2 separate regions of the Homo sapiens genome follow, and region 2 is linked to region 1. A link is a contact called in ENCODE Hi-C or POLR2A ChIA-PET data. All regions are on one chromosome and are shown on one strand. The core of a region is the stretch at or near the end of the contact, and the rest is flanking DNA. Distances in the headings are between cores, read along the strand shown.

Region 1 (4,903 bases), core at 1,588-4,087:
CTGTCGCCCAGGCTTGAGTGCAGTGGCGCGATCTCGGCTCACTGCAAGCTCTGTCTCCTGGGTTCATGCCATTCTCCTGCTTCAGCCTCCCGAGTAGTCCCAGGAGTAGCTGGGACTACAGGTGCCCACCACCACACCCAGCTAATTTTTTTGTATTTTTAGTAGAGATGGGGTTTCACCATGTTATCCAGGATGGTTTTGATCTCCTGACCTCGTGATCCGCCCGCCTTGGCCTCCCAAAAGTGCTGGGATTATAGGCGTGAGCCACCGCCCGGGCAAATTTTTGTATTTTTAGTAGAGATGGGGTTTCACCGTGTTGGCCAGGATGGTCTCAATCTGACCTTGTGATCTGCCCACCTCGGCCTCCCAAAGTGCTAGGATTACTGGCGTGAGCCACCACTCCTAGCCTTAATGCATATTCTTAAATATACAAAGGTAGATTTGTTATGAAAATTGCTTTGGGGCTCTAATAACCTACCTTTTAAGAATGAGAAACTGCTGGGCTTAAGGGAGTTCAGTATGAATCAAGATTGAACCATTCAAATGTGGCTGTGATTTCTGCATATATCATAGATGGGATCCTTCTGAGAATACTGGAATAGGGAATTAGGACACCAAGCCAATTCAGCTGTGAACCTTATTCTTGTACTTTTCTTTCTTGCTGGTAATTTTATGGAGCAGGTTAAGAAGGCTGCTCTGTGTTAGGATAAACTGTATACCAATAATGTTGACAACCTGTAATGAGTGTTGCATTTTACTTCTTGTATCTTTTCCTTCCTACCTTGATGCCAGTAATCTATAAGGGATCTTTATAGTTTGAATGTATTTGAATAACTTCAGTATACTTTAGTTCTACTTTTTTATTTGACTCACAACCATTCTTAGGTCTCAAGTATTCCCATGTGTTTTAAAAGCCTGAAGTCAGTGAGATGAAATTCAACATCAAGAATTTGAAGTAACTTGTAAGGAAAAATAATATAAAGATACCATTGGGGCAGTGGCTCACACCTGTAATCTCAGCACTTTGGGAGGCTGAGGTGGAAGGATCACTTGAAGCCAGAGTTTGAGACCAGCCTGTGCAACACAGCAAGACCCCGTCTCTACAAAAACTTAAAAAATTAGCTGGCTGTGGTGTTGCTCACCCATAGTTCCAGCTACTCGGGAAGCTGAGGCAGTAAGATCACTTGAGCCCAGGAGGCCGATGCTGCAGTGAACTGTGATTGTTCCACTACAGTCCAGCCTGGGTGACAGAGAAAAGAAAAAGAAAACATTACATAATTTGGCTAGAGCATAATAATTTGATTTTCTGGTTTTTGAAAATTTGAGTTGCAATAAAAGGATATTTCAGTGTGCGATTTCAATTTTCCGTAGCAAATGTATATATAGAAAAATGTTAAAATAGATGTATTTGAATACCTTAAAAAATACAAGAAACTGGAAGAAAGATAATATTGCAAAGCATCTACATATATCCTAGGCCTTTTGTGTACAAGGTTATTTGTGACAATTGTAAGGTATTATGAAGGCAGGTAGGATTATCTCCGTTTTACAGATAGGGAAGCTGAGGCCTAGAGGTGGAAACTTGCCCAGTGATGTAAGATTCATCTCCCGGTTATGCCCTCCTGGAAAGCCCTTCCCAACATATTATGTTGTCCATAGAGGGAAAAATGAGCAAAGACAGATGGCTTAACTCTGGTGTGTGACTAAGATATAGGAAATTTATAGAGGAGGTTCTATCAATGTGCCGACTTACTTTGTGTTTTATGTTCTGAGAACGATTACCAGCCATCTCAAATTCTGTGGTTGTCAAAGCTCCCCTGGGGTTGTTGCTGGTTGGCCCCCACTTGCTTTGAGACTTTGATGCCAGGGCAGGTTGAGAGGAACTGACTTCAGCTGAGTTTGATCTTGGATCTGGGAAAGAGAAATGCTTTGAAAATCACGGCAACTCTGGGAAGTTTAAAAGATATTAATGTATCCTGGAGAGTTTGAGGCTTTGCAGAAACTTATTGGCAGAGCAGAATGATTCTGAAAAATGCTACATCAGTGAGGGGATATTTGATAAGGTATTTTCTGCCAACTCGGGTATTCACTTAGCATTGTTTATCCTTTAAGATATGTATACACATACTTCCTCTGTGAGTTTACCCTACTAACAAAGTTTTATCCCCAGCCTCAACCTTGCTTTGGGTCTCCAGGCCCAAGTTTCTCACCATCTCTTGGATGATTGCTCCAGCCCACTCTGCTGCCACCTGGGATCCAACATGTTCAAACCCAGCTGTGAACTTCACAGAGTATTAAAAGAAAGAGCCTTTGCTTCAGCAGTTTATGTTATTAAGACGGAGGCTTGGGTCATGTTATCTCTCTCCACCAATGTGTAAGGTGAAAGTCCTATTAGGTAAGAGTTTTTGGAAGACCCGTGTTTTGTGCTTTTTGGGTTTCAGTATAGGGTTTTTTCCTACAGGGCTAGAGGGAAAGTACCCCAGCATTTCCAACCAGTGGGGTGCAAAATTATTTGGGTCTACAGCTTTACCTATTCCTTTCAAGAACATTTTTGAAAAAACACATCTGTTAAGTTGAACCATGTGTAACTGCTGAATGCTGATGTTTGGCCGTTTTCTACTTAAAAAAATAGGCCAGCAGTTTGTAAATTCAAGCTAATATATGAACTTTTTGAAAAAGTTGTTCTTGGACACTAAAAGGTAAGACGGACGCCAGATTTCCAGAGCAAGGGGAGGAGAGACCCGAGCAACATCACTTCCCTGAAGACCTAGCTCCTGCGCGCGGCCGGGGACTGTGACTCCACATGCCGGCGTTACTTACCCGGGCCCGCGCCTGACTCGCCACACCTCATTTTGCGGCCGCCGTAAAGCGCGGATGCGCGGCGTGGCCACGCCCCTTCAGTGCTTGTGACGCAGGCGCCCTGGGCTTTTTGGGCGCGAAAAAGAAGCAGTCCTGGGTTGTACCCGGCGCAGCTGGGAGCGGCTGCTTCCTCCGGGGTCGTATCTCCGCCCGGCATGGGGCTGCTGGACCTTTGCGAGGAAGTGTTCGGCACCGCCGACCTTTACCGGGTGCTGGGCGTGCGACGCGAGGCCTCCGACGGCGAGGTCCGACGAGGCTACCACAAGGTGTCCCTGCAGGTACACCCGGACCGGGTGGGTGAGGGCGACAAGGAGGACGCCACCCGCCGCTTCCAGGTATGCAGGGTCCCGCCCCGAAGCCGACCGGCTGCGCGGGCCTCCCCCTAGCCTTTTGGCTACCGGGCCCCGCCCCGGGGGAGCGCGCTGAGCTCCGCTTGGCGCCTTCTGATCTTTATTTCTCGCGCCGCCGTTTCGGTGGGAGGAGCAGGGGTGATTTACGGATACTCTTTGCCCTCAGATCCTGGGAAAAGTCTATTCCGTTCTCAGTGACAGAGAACAGAGAGCAGTGTACGATGAGCAGGGAACAGTGGACGAGGACTCTCCTGTGCTCACCCAAGACCGAGACTGGGAGGCGTATTGGCGGCTACTCTTTAAAAAGGTAAAGGACTCTGGAGGTTTCTTTGTGACTGTTACCATCATTCAATCAACAAACCTTTATTGACTGCCTCTAAGATCTTGTATTTTGTGTTAATTTTGTAGGAATTAGGAATTTTGAGTTTGGCCTTGAAATACAGATACACGCACGCTTACTGAAACGGGCTTTAAATTTCCTGTTAATGTGATTGTTGCACTGAAAAGGGCCGATTTATTTTTTTTGCCGGATGCGCTTTATTTTACATATCCAAATGTAAGTCCTGATTCCGGATCACCTCTCACTCTTGGAAATTTCACTTAAATTTCCCTTCCCTGGTCCCTAGTTAGCAGTTAATGAAGATTGGATTTAAAAAGGAGGACTCCGGAGAAGCTTAGGCATAGAAAATCTGGTTCAATAATTTCAACTCAAGCAACTGTTGTATTGCAGCAATTCAACACCCAACTCTAGTTTTACTAACGTACGTTTTATTTAAAGTAAAATTCCCAAAGTTAAAGCAAATCTCCTTTATCATCAGATATCTTTAGAGGACATTCAAGCTTTTGAAAAGACATACAAAGGTTCGGAAGAAGAGCTGGCTGATATTAAGCAGGCCTATCTGGACTTCAAGGGTGACATGGATCAGATCATGGAGTCTGTGCTTTGCGTGCAGTACACAGAGGAACCCAGGATAAGGAATATCATTCAGCAAGCTATTGACGCCGGAGAGGTCCCATCCTATAATGCCTTTGTCAAAGAATCGAAACAAAAGATGAATGCAAGGAAAAGGAGGGTAAGATTTTGAATACTGTGGATTTATATTTTGACTGCTTCCAAAAAGGATTTGAGAGTATTTACAGCAGTAGAAGTAAACATAAAACTCCAGAAATAAGGACTAGGGTTAACTTGGTCTATAGTTTCGATCTAATAAAATGGGCATACCAGTTCATCAAGAGAAACTTTTTCTAGCATGTTGTGCTCAAGATGATTTTTATTGCATAGATTGTTTAAATATTACCATAGTAAAGTAGCACTGAAATATTTTTTCATGTAGGCCAATTCTTGTAGCATTCCTGAGGCATTCCTCAGGAGATAAAGTTAGTGGAACCCGGGTACACAGGATGGGCAGTGATCCTTACTCGGTTGAGGGGGTAAGAAGAGAATGGCAGACACCGTCTTGTTAAAAGTGCAGATGTTTGGGCCTTTGCCCCGAATTTGATTCTTGAGTTGGATACAGAATTTTTCTTTTCTTTTTTTTTTTTTTAAAGAAAAACTTTAGCTTAGCGGTCCCCAGCCTTTTTGATACCAGGTACCTGTTTTGTGGAAGACAGTTTTTCCAGTGACAGTGGGGGTGAGGAGAGTTGGGGGGGTGGTTCAGGATGAAACCTTAGATCATCGGGCGTTAGATTCTCTT
Region 2 (4,903 bases), core at 1,345-3,844, 470 kb before region 1:
GCTAGAGGGCCACTGTTCCAGTGTGGCACAATGCCCTTCTTTAGGGTCATGGTTTAAGCCCTTGGAGTGTGCATCGTTTTTAACCCCCCAGTCAACAGTAGATACTTACTGACTTCTTGTCAGTTGAAGCTGGCTTTTTGGGTCCTGTCTTCCAGGGGTAGAAGATTTTGCCATGAGTGACATCAGTTTCTTCCCAGACCCTTGTGCTCTTACTGAACAACAAAAGAAGTGCTGTTTAAATAAGAAGGAGCAGCTGGTTTATGCGCCTGTTTTTGGAGTTGGGGGTGTGCTGTATGACAAAGACGCTGTCTATGTTGACCTTGGTGGCAGCCACGGTTTTCAGGCATCAGTGAGGCAGGAGTCATTGCTCTGAACTCTCATTATTCTTTCCGAATCTATTTTTTAATTAAAAAAAGTAATATACTCAGCTTTTATTTATTGAAGATTTTTCTCTCGTACTTATAATAGAGGCCCAAATGCATATTGTCAATATGTAGAATAAAAAGAATACCATTTTTTCATTGTACCAAGCAGAAGAGTCCTGTCCTCCATGCCTCCTTGATCCATGGCCCCAGCATGGGCACTGCTGCCAGTGTGGCACCTGCCCGGCTTATCTCCGTTTCTACAAAATCAGTGTGCTTTCCAGCTCTCATTGGTCTTTTTCTTTTTCTCATTCACAATGGTCTCCTCATTCTTTATTTTAAAGTGGATTTCCAGTATTTTTAGTTCTGAAGTGGAATTTTATTGGGTTAAAATCAGGGTTATTTTAAAATGTTAGAAAAGCTAGCATTGTTGTAGGATTGGAACTGAGATTTTTCTAGCGAGGTGTTTAGGTTATCAGGTTGTATACTCACTGAGGTTTGGAAAAGTTTAATGGAGATGGGGATCCATTTCAAGCTTTGTTATAAGGATTTTCTTCTCTGGTTTTTGAGGCATTAAGAAAGGTTCTCAGGAAATGTGTCTAAGATAATTTTGAGAACTGAGTGAAACCAGTGTCTCTCCAGGATCTTTGTGCTTTCCTCACGTGCCCTTTCTTGGTGGTCTTGACAGGACGAGGTGGGGCCCACCCATGAGCTGGTCCAGAGTCTCATCTCCACCCACTCCACCATTGATGCCAAGATGGCTTCAAGTCGAGTGATGTTGTTTTCTGATTCCAAGCCACTTGGGTCAGAGGCTATAGATAATCAAGGGTAAGTCTGCTTTTTTTCTATTTTTAATAAAAATATATATTACAGAAGATCATATCACCCATAATTCTGCCATCATAACACATTTTGGTGGGATTCATTCTATGTTGTTTTGTTTTTCTTTGTGTGTGCATGTGTCTCTGAGGGCTCTTCACTTACCTGACATTATGAGGGAGTCTTTTCTTGAAATAAAATACAGGATGCATTTTTCAAGAGACCCCAAATATTCCTCAAATACCACGCCATCTTCCATAGGTTGCTTTTTTGTTTTTTAAGAGACCTGAGGCCACTTGGCTTTCTTTTGGTGGCCAAAACACTAGAGCAGAAACAGGGAGTTTGTGGCTGTCCAGAAGCCACATGCCTTGTCTCTGAAAGTTTTATTTAGATTATGTTGTATTATCTCCTATGGGTAGGTTTCCACTGATGTGTGGCTTATGTGAATTATTTTTCAGCCTTTCTTGGGAATTTGTATACCTTTATGCTTAGTGGATGTTTGCAAAACATTGGTTTTGTTGTATTAGTTTATGACTCCCAGTAAAATTTATCTGAAAATTTTGAGATAATCTAGTATGTAATTTGTTACAATGTGCACAAACTACGTACTAAAGTTCCTGACATAATGAGTGTTATTAGCTATTTTCATTTTTGCATATCCTTCTGGTCATCCTTGTCTACAAGAATACTCTCTTCTAATATAGTTACAGGTAAAATACATAATTTATTTCTATATTCTGAGCGTTTTGTTTTCTATACAGTCTTTATGTAGTTGTCATTTTGTTGTTCCTGGTGTTTTTTTTTGTTACTGTGGTTTTTTTGTTTTGTTTTGAGATAAGATCTCACTTTGTCTCCCAGGCTGGAGTGCAGTGGCGTGATCTTGGCTCACTGCAGCCTTGAACTCCCAGGCTCAAGTGGATCCTCCCTCTTCAGCCCCGCAAGTAGCTGGGACTACAGGAGTGCACCACCACCCCCATCTAATATTTTTTTGTTGTTATTCTAGGGACGAGTTCTCACTATGTTGCCCAGGCTGGCCTCGAACTCCTGGGCTCAAGCAATCCTCCTGCGTTGGCCTCCCAAAGTCCTGGGATTACAGGTGTAAGCCACTACGGCTGGCCTATTATTGCTGTATTCTAACTTATTCATCTCCTATGGTACGATTTTTCATTTTTTCTAATTTATGTTTTCATACTTTTATATATCGTGCTATGTTAAATAGCTTCATATAGTTTTCTTTTATGCAGTGATTTTAGCCTCTTGATGATCTTCTTTATCAGTTATGGCACTGGTGACTTAAAATGGATGTTCTTCCTCTGTCATTCCTCCGACGTTTGTTAGCTGGCATTTTTAACAAAGAGCTTTCACTTCTCCTTTTTATTTCGGTATCTCTGCTGACTAATGCACTTGCATTTTATTCCATGGGTTATTTTCCATCACTGTCATTGTTCTTTCTGATGCCTATGCTGTCCCAGATTCGACCGTGGGAGCCTTCAGCCTGTGTCCTGTGTCCTTTCAACTGTCTCTATTAATCTTTGAGCATTTCTTACTTTCTCACAGAACAAAAGTATCCAGGCTTATGTTGCCCTCTTTCTGCCTTGGGCCTGGACTCAGCCATTTCTCTTAAGGATTATCTTAAGCATCATTTAGCTTAGAAATTAATCAGCTTTCCAAAAGATGTACAAAATGCTAACTTTCCTTTTGAGCAATTTTTTTCTAAAATTAGATTTTTTTTAGAGGATTATTCCTTTATTCTTTCTATAAGTTCATTTGAAGTGTGGTGTTAGGAAACCATGCCTGAGTTTAACTCTTCCAGTGTTTATCAGATCATTTTTTCCCTGTGCTGTATCATCTTAAACATCTTAAACAATTCCTTGACATTTTTATATTTCTTTGTATTTTCATTGACTGTATTGCCATTTCTAGATTAGCTGGTTAATGTACAAATTGGATTATTTTGCATTTCCTTGGTAATATAGGCTGTTGATGCTAAAGGAGGAAAAACAAATGGACTTGAAAACTGGTCGAATGCATCGGAAAGCCATTTTTGGAGATGATTCTATGCTAACATCCTCTCTCCTTTCTTGATCTCTTAATTTTTTTTTTCTTACCCAAGTATATACAGGTTGATTTTGTCTTTCTGGAAGATCCAAGATCTTTGGTTTAGAGATATATTCTCTTAATGTTAACTGGTATTAGAATACTCTTTTCTGTATTTTATTTCAATACACTTGAGAATAGAAATGATTGTATTTTCTTTTAACTTGTGCAGTAGAGTGTGGCATACAAATGTTGTATTCTCAGTATTTCAAAAAATTACCTTCTTACTGTACAAGTTGTATTCAGCATATAAAGTCTATTCCAGCTTTGTTGTAGATGCAGTGTGATTATTACATGCCGATAAGGTATGAATTGGAGATGGGATCCAAAATTACTGTACTTAGTGTAATTTTTAAGCTAATTACAGGGTTGGTGGTGAATATTTTACTTCTGCAAAATGAAAACAGCATTTCATCAGAAGTTGTTTTATGGTCTTTCAGACATTTTATTGTATATCTTTGGTGCTTTTTGCCCATGAAGTATCTCTTTTGTGTGTTTGTGTGTATGTGTATTGATCTGCTGTAAATTTCACAGCACTCATTGTCAGGGATCAGCAGAATCAGGCCTAGGCAGAGAGCTGAGCAGTACTCTCAGTACGTCTCTGTGTCCTTGTTGCCACATTATCTCTGTTGTTTATTTATAAGTTGGAGAACTCTCTGACCTGTAACAAAGGTTGGATAGGTCAGAGACAATTGGGAGAGGAATCCTCTGCTCTATTGTCACCTGTGCCTCACTCCAAAATATGCTCTGAAATCAATATTTAAATATTAAATTTGTATGGTGAATGTATTCTTTTTTAATGTTAATTAAATGATTGGTCAGCCCACTTAATATTTACAATGCAGGACTTACTTTGCGTATTCTCTGTCTTGTATTTTTGCTTTATTTAAGCTAGGCTAGCCTCCAAGCTGGAAGCTGAATTGACAGTTGAAAAATAATGACATGTATACAAGGTATGTTTGAAGGATTGCAGATGCAGGGGCACCATATGCTAAAGGAGTGTTGGAAGCTCACTGCAGAAGATGACAAAAGCAGACTGATATGTATTATTTGCTGAAATATAAGCTGGAGGCACAGGTGAAGATTGCCAAACCTAATGAACAGTTTGGCAAATAAGACAGGCTGTCAGGCCATGGCAGTTCAGCAGTGGGCGTGCTGCCTGTGAACCAAGTCATTTGTTCCAGAGGACTACACTTAAATACCACAAATAAAATCTTCCTTGTCACTGATATCACAGTGAAATAGATGTTGTCTTTCAGATTTCTGGTTGAATTACCAGCCATTAACATCTGGTGATTTGGGTTGTAAAATTATTTTTAGTTTTGCCTGTTCATATTTCATCCAGAAAGCCCAAACAAGATATATTTTCCCACATAAGAATGTAAGCAGTATAATGCCCCGTCCGGGAGGGAGGCGGGGGGCAGCCCCCACCTGGCCAGCCGCCCCTTCCAGGAGGGAGGTGGGGGGCGCCTCTGCCCGGCTGCCCCGTCTGGGATGTGGGGGGGGCCCCTCTGCCCGGCCGCCACCCCGTCTGGGAGGTGTACCCAGCAGCTCATTGAGAACGGGCCATGATGACGATGGCGGTTTTGTCGAGTGGAAGGAGGGGAAGTGTGGGGAAAGGAAAA

What was found. Hi-C counts contacts between places; a loop is a spot of excess contacts on that map. ChIA-PET counts read pairs that join two places held with the same protein, here RNA polymerase II (POLR2A). Pooled maps may share reads with other maps.
Region 2: a loop to region 1 is called in a pooled map, with 2.7 times the contacts of the local background. The contact joins the enhancer-like site here to the promoter of DNAJC9-AS1 in region 1. A Hi-C loop is called at or near these places in 1 of 37 single-sample maps with no recorded cell type and 3 of 50 pooled maps. POLR2A ChIA-PET finds 5 or more read pairs at or near these places in 5 of 52 experiments (CD8-positive, alpha-beta memory T cell, HEK293, K562 and 2 more).

What each region holds. Positions count from the first base shown.
Region 1 is chr10:73,245,301-73,250,203 of GRCh38, reverse strand. DNAJC9-AS1 (DNAJC9 and MRPS16 antisense RNA 1) reads right to left here and starts at 2,837. Exons shown (of 4, transcript NR_038373.1): 1 at 2,821-2,837; 2 at 1,754-1,911. DNAJC9 (DnaJ heat shock protein family (Hsp40) member C9) reads left to right here and starts at 2,949. Exons shown (of 5, transcript NM_015190.5): 1 at 2,949-3,194; 2 at 3,376-3,516; 3 at 4,028-4,282. The coding sequence starts at 3,015. MRPS16 (mitochondrial ribosomal protein S16) reads left to right here. Exons shown (of 3, transcript NM_016065.4): 3 at 1-1,355. RefSeq lists enhancers at 2,703-3,042, 2,308-3,507 and a silencer at 3,243-3,392.
Region 2 is chr10:73,715,447-73,720,349 of GRCh38, reverse strand. It overlaps the pseudogene BMS1P4-AGAP5 and the pseudogene BMS1P4. Among named protein-coding and RNA genes, the nearest start is that of AGAP5, 20 kb to the right of the region's middle. Within about 2 kb of position 2,594, at least 4 of the 41 ENCODE cell types and tissues checked have a DNase peak (open chromatin) inside an H3K27ac peak, as active enhancers do.